Linked DNA regions of Homo sapiens: region 1 is linked to region 2. The links are chromatin loops, found by intact Hi-C in ENCODE. Cell type or tissue: PC-9. All regions are shown on one strand. Links, peaks and the distances in the headings refer to the core of each region. The heading gives the core; the rest is flanking DNA.

Region 1 (2,920 bases), core at 283-2,782, 69 kb after region 2:
CACGGTTTGGAGGCACAGATAATTTACAACAGTGGCTGGCGTTCAAGTGGATATCAGTGCATCAGGCCCTGTTTCTCAAATTCATTAATCCATACAATCATGCATTCAATGATATTTGTTTGCCTGTAACATATTTGAGTCTTTGCAGGTCATACAGTCTGTCACAACTCCCAACTCCAGAAAGCAACCCTCGACAATATGCAAATGAATAGGTGTGGTTGTGTTCCAATACAACTTTATTTAGAAAAACAGGCAGTGAGCGGTGAGCTGGATTTGGTTCACTGGCCATTGCAGTTTGCAAACTCCTGTTCTAAACAGCTCCATTTTCTTCATGTCTCTGCCCCAGCACATAAATAATAAATAATATAGGAAAGACCCTACTGAAAGGGAGCTAAATCATCAGTATGAGTTGTAAATGTCTGGAGGGCATTCACAGTCTTGAGGCATGCTTTCTTTCCTTGGGGAATTTTAGGCCTTACTAAACCTTCTTCCTGCATACTGAATACCAGGTATGAGGTCAGGGCTAGCAAACAGGAGCACAGTTTCTGCCCTCTTGGAGCTGCTGATCTGTCAAGAAGACAGAGATGAAACAACAACTACACAGATGCACCATAGTCATGATGAACCTTAAAAAGGAAAGATATATTTTTCCTCATCTAATCATCACTACAGCTTTAGTACTCACTTCCTGTCATTATGCCCATCTTACTGATGCATCTCAAGAGGTTTACAAATTTCCCCAAGTCACCCAGCCAGAAAGTAGCTCTCCAGTTCTGTTCGTAGTTAGAGGGGAAAGGAGTGCTTCTCAAGTTGGAGTGTGACCTGTGACAGTACAGTTCCATCTTGGGGACAGTATCAGCTGCTAATTTAAACACATCAACAGAGCTGTGATTAGTAAGGAGAAAACATTTCTGCAGTGCAGGGAGCTCATTATAAATCACGTGTACTTTGACTTTAAAATTGGAGAAACCCCAGATGGTGGGCTATATAATGAATCACCAGAGATGGAGATTGACAGGTGTGATCATGGTATTTTTTTCTGGATGTTTGGAATCCCACCCATGTGGATCACAGCACTGACCCACTCCAGGTTGGAGGGTGGTTGCTTTTTTCCAAGCTGTGGGTAACATGAGAATCCATTTACGTTTATTCCATGAGTATGTATTGAGCACCAAAGGGTACTGGGCACTGCTAGCTCTGCAAGAATACAGTGAAGAGTAGGGAGAAGATCCTGGCTCCCAGGGGATTCATTCAGCTACAAACTTACATATGACCTTAATAAGTCAGGGTGAGTAGTTTAAAAAAGGGTCAAGTGCAATAGTGAGTGGTTGGCCAGAAGACAACTAACTTTGCTACTTTAGAAGGAGTGTTCAGAAATGACACTGCTGAGGAGGTGACATCTACACGAGGACTTTAACAAACAGAAGTCAGGCATGCAAAGGGAAGAGTTTTCCAAGGCCTGCTGGAATAAGCTTATTGTTGTGTTTGGGGAGACAGGGAGGAATGTAAGCACAGCTGAAGCAGAGTTAAGCGAGGAGGAGTGTTTAGTTGATTATCTTGGAGAAAGAGAAGAGAGCCAAGTCACGTAGGGCCTTAAGGTCTGCGTAAGGATTCTAGATTTTGCCAGTAATGAAAGTAACCACAGAACTACCCTTTCTAGAGGCAAGTACACAGTTATTGCTCATCTTTGGTCAACATTGGCCTTTCTGTTCATGCCCTGCATGCAAGAAGACCCTGGAGGAAAATCTGAGTTAATGAATCAGAAGAGAGGCATTTCTCCTCTCTAGAGTGAGCAGGTAGTATTTCCAGTCCCACCCACACATAGTCCAGGGGAATGAATGGCTTACATTTAGGTGAAACTGATAGTAGATGCTGGGCTTGTGCAACAGGACCCTCCTGCTCTGATCAAGCTCTTTTGTTTTTCAAGGGGGTGCCTCAGGTTATCCCGAGCTTTCCCGGGATGCAGAAGCCTGATACCAGAAGGCAGTACACCTCCCAGCAGAATAGAAGCTGCTCTTCTTCGAGGTCACCTCCTCACGGAAATAGGAATCTGTTCACAAGCAGGATGCTCTCAAAAACATTTCACTTCTGGGCTTATGAAAGACAGGTTCGGGAAAACAGCATGCTGGGGAATTAATAGTATTTGCTAAGTTATTTATGCTGACCCTAATTCTACTCAAGAGCTAGGTTGGAAAGCCCTGCAAAGATCATTGTGTCCACCTTTTGTTTCTAGACATGAGTTTGAAGATGTTTTCTTTCCTTTCTTACTAGAGTTCATCCACTCAAACCACTCATTCATCATCTTAGGTTGTTATCCTCTCCTCTCTGCTTTCATATTGGGGAGGCTCTGGAAGTGATTAGGCTGTTGTAAATCGGCTTTTATGATTTGTATGTAAGAGATAAGCAGCAGAGTAAGCAAGCGATTGGAGGCCCCAGCTGCTATTGCCCTGACAGTTATCCCAGGAACGAAATTGAAACAAAAAATTACTGGAGTATATGATATTTAGCTGATTAATTTCTTTATAGGCATATCCAATGTTAAAATTTGACCCTTTAACAAACATTGTTTTATTTTTTATTTATTTATTTGTTTATTTTTTGGAGACAGGGGCTCGCTCTGTTGCCCAGGCTGGAGCACAGTTGCACAATCTCGGCTCACTGCAGCCTCCACCTCCTGGGCTCAGGTGATACTGCCACCTCAGTCTCCCAAGTAGCTGGGACTACAGGCACGCACCACCATGCCCAGCTAATTTTTGTATTTTTAGTAGAGACAGGGTTTCACCATGTTGCCCAGGTTTGTCTTGAACTCCTGAGCTCAAGCAGTCCACCCTCCTTGGCCTCCCAAAGTGCTGGGATTACAGGCATGAGCCACCACACCTGGCCAAACGTTGCTTTACTTTTACTCCATTTTATTGAGATA
Region 2 (2,920 bases), core at 203-2,702:
TATAGTTCACAGTGTATTTTCATTCTTTTGTCACTTTATTTTAAAATATGTTTATTTTTATTACATTTTATATTGAACACCAGCAAAGAAAATAATTGTAATAATTTCAAAATGCAATACCTGGATTCAATAAATATCCTGTATAATCAATTATACCAGTCAATATCTAGAAATGCATGTAGATGTAATGAACAAAATGACTAAACTATAAATCTAAGGGAACTTAAAGCTTTGATCTTTGTTAACTTAAAACAATTCAGTTTCATATGAAGAAATTCAAGAAGAAAATTTCGGGACCCTTGATCAGAAGCTTGCAATGCTTGTTGTACTACTTTGGTGTAGACAAATATTCAAATAAGGCCAAGAAAGAAGAGTGTTTCCACTGAAGACACGATCTAAGAAGTAGGTGAACTAGTGTTCTGTAGAAACTAACTAGCTAGCCATCAAGATATTTCCACTAAAGACTCCTTACACTAGCAACTAACCATGTTTAAAAAAACCTTAGCCAGTATTACAAAAACAAAACATATAGAGTAGTGTTCATGAATACAAGCATAATAGGTTCCTTGCCTTCTACAAAAATAATCATCTTTGAAATGCTAAAAGCAGGTTTCAACTGGGGTTCCTCTCTGTGATGAGAAGGTGCAGATACACATGGGGTGATCCACTGATTTACCTTCTCAAAGTATTCTTTGGAAACAGTTTGATTTGACTTGATTGTAGGAGACTCTAGTGTCCAGTTTGCTGGGCAGACTTCTCCATGGGTTTTTTTTACAAACTGGAATGCCTTTACCAAGCAGAGGGTGTCTTCCACGTTTTAGCCCACTGGGAGGTCACTGACACTCAAATGCTTGATAAATTCATGGGGTCAATTATGAAGACTCCTCTTAGTGCAAACCAGGACCTTCTAACAGCACACCATAGTCTCAGGAAATGTGTTTAATTAAATCTGAGAAAAGTGTGATGTTCATGTGGCCCAAATCACCATTCTTTCTTGGTATATTTATCCAAGCAAGATGGCTAAAGTGGGAATCCACTAAGACTGCAACAACTTCACAGTTCACATTGTAAAATTCATTCTTTATCACTAACAGCAAGAAATTGTTGTCGACACACAAAGGTGAAATCCAAAGGATAGGAGAAAAGCACCAAACATTTCCCCTCATTATCATCAAGGCTTAGATCTTTGAACTCTGCATTGACAAAGGCTGTACCTTTAAAATAGGGTGACAGCAAGTGCATGGTATGAGGAAATTGTGCCAAAGGCGAATTCTGCTCGACCAGAATCAGACCACAATATGTTTGTCAAGCATGTTTTCCCCAGAAGCCACAGGCCTAAGGACTGCAGAGACAGGATGGTGTGCACATGTCGGTCAACCGAAGCTAGGGACAACCTTCCCACAGCGGCTGCCATCTTCAGTGCCTTGCAGGAGCCACCTTTTCATCACTTTAAATCCTCACAATAACTGTATGAGATGAATACAAGTATTCTAGTCCTAGAGATAAGGACAATGAAGCCCAGAGTAGGTAGTTAACTTGGCCAAATATTGCACGCTTAGAATTTGTCATGGTTAGGACTCAAACATTCAACATCAAATGCAGTTTCTTTCTCCTATACTGTAGGTAAATATTAACTCAGTTGATACTGGAGTAGCTATTCCCAAAGTGGAGAATCTTTTTTTTCTCTATTAAGAATCACTGACCTACTAGAACACAGTTTGATAACAACGTACTAGCATAAAAAAGGAGTTTTATTAAGGTTTGGGAGGGGGTTTTGTTGTTGTTTTTCTTCTTCATGGGGAACTACACTATGTTTAACTCACATCCTCTTTACTTTGAGAAAACAAAACACCTGCCAATACATAAATAATTGTGAGTGTTCATCAGTTCTTATTATTCCTGGGAGTTTAGAAAGGAGACAGGAGGGAGAAAAGAAAAGCGTGGTTTAGAGAAAGGGCAAAATTCTGGAGATTCGGAAAAGGCTGGGAGACAGAAGAGCTGTGACTATTCTGAAGTATGTGTCAGCTGAGATAGACAACTTGGCTTAATGTGTGATTTGCTGGGACCGTTGAAGACAGAGTTGGGCAACAGATCAGTTGTCATCGTACTCTTCAAAGTGCTCTTTAGCTGTTTAATCTCATTTACAGCTCTTCTACTGCTCTTTTTACTTTTTAAAAGAGAATTTGCCAAGGATACTGGCCATTTAAGCTTCTGACAGAATGCTAGAGCCGGCCTCATACTGCCTTGCAAGAGCCAATTGGTCAGTTTTCAGGAATTTTGTAAATCCATTGTTAAATACAGCCATTATGAAAATTTAATTATATAAACTTATAATTAAATAAATTATATTTTTTAAAGATGATAAATACTTGAAATTCATCACTTCCTATTTAATTTATCCTATTCCACTGTTATCTATGTTCTTGAGACTGTTTTGCCTATTATATCTGTATAGTGGGAGTACTGTGTGATGGTATGCTATGTATAGCTCTTCCCAGTTCCACATCCGATGACATCACATTGGTAGCTTGAATGTGGGATTCATAGTGGGATCACATACCCTATGGAAATTGGCAAATGCTACAAATCAGTACCTAACTTATTTTTTATTGAATCTTTGTAGTGTTTTTGTCTACCTATTATGGCTTTTGCATTATTTTAACTTTGTATTGTAGTCATTTGTCTACTTGTCTTATACCCTCTGCCAAATATAACCTCTTTCCACCTAGGGGTGGTTTCCCATTCATGTGTGTGTTCTTTCCCCACAAGCACTCAACAGTTCCTTACACTTGCGTATCACAGATAACAGAATAGCACAGACTGGGTGGCTTAAACAACAGAAATTTATTTTCTCACAGTTCTGGAGTCCAAAAGCTCAAGATCAAGATGTCAGCAGGGTTGATTTCTGGTGAGGCTTTTC

What was found. Hi-C counts contacts between places; a loop is a spot of excess contacts. Peaks named below come from ENCODE experiments on the same cell type or tissue, not always from the same donor. Only the 100,000 strongest peaks of a DNase experiment are listed, where the experiment ranks them.
Region 1: it touches region 2 in a loop (2.9-fold over the local background); 2 of 110 quality-filtered maps call a loop at or near these places.

The regions. Positions count from the first base shown.
Region 1 is chr3:64,103,661-64,106,580 of GRCh38, reverse strand. The region is part of intron 7 of PRICKLE2 (prickle planar cell polarity protein 2); the gene reads left to right. It overlaps PRICKLE2-AS2 (PRICKLE2 antisense RNA 2), which reads right to left. Exons shown (of 4, transcript NR_046701.1): 2 at 1,848-2,088; 3 at 686-862; 4 at 223-567. Among named protein-coding and RNA genes, the nearest start is that of PRICKLE2-AS2, 1.7 kb to the right of the region's middle. In PC-9, for the core only: no CTCF peak of the experiment used is centred there; a DNase peak (open chromatin) is centred at 1,740; H3K27ac peaks cover 1,665 bases.
Region 2 is chr3:64,172,895-64,175,814 of GRCh38, reverse strand. All of the region lies in intron 2 of PRICKLE2 (prickle planar cell polarity protein 2), which reads left to right. It also overlaps the pseudogene PRDX3P4. Among named protein-coding and RNA genes, the nearest start is that of PRICKLE2-AS3, 13 kb to the left of the region's middle. In PC-9, for the core only: no CTCF peak of the experiment used is centred there; a DNase peak (open chromatin) is centred at 1,274; H3K27ac peaks cover 478 bases.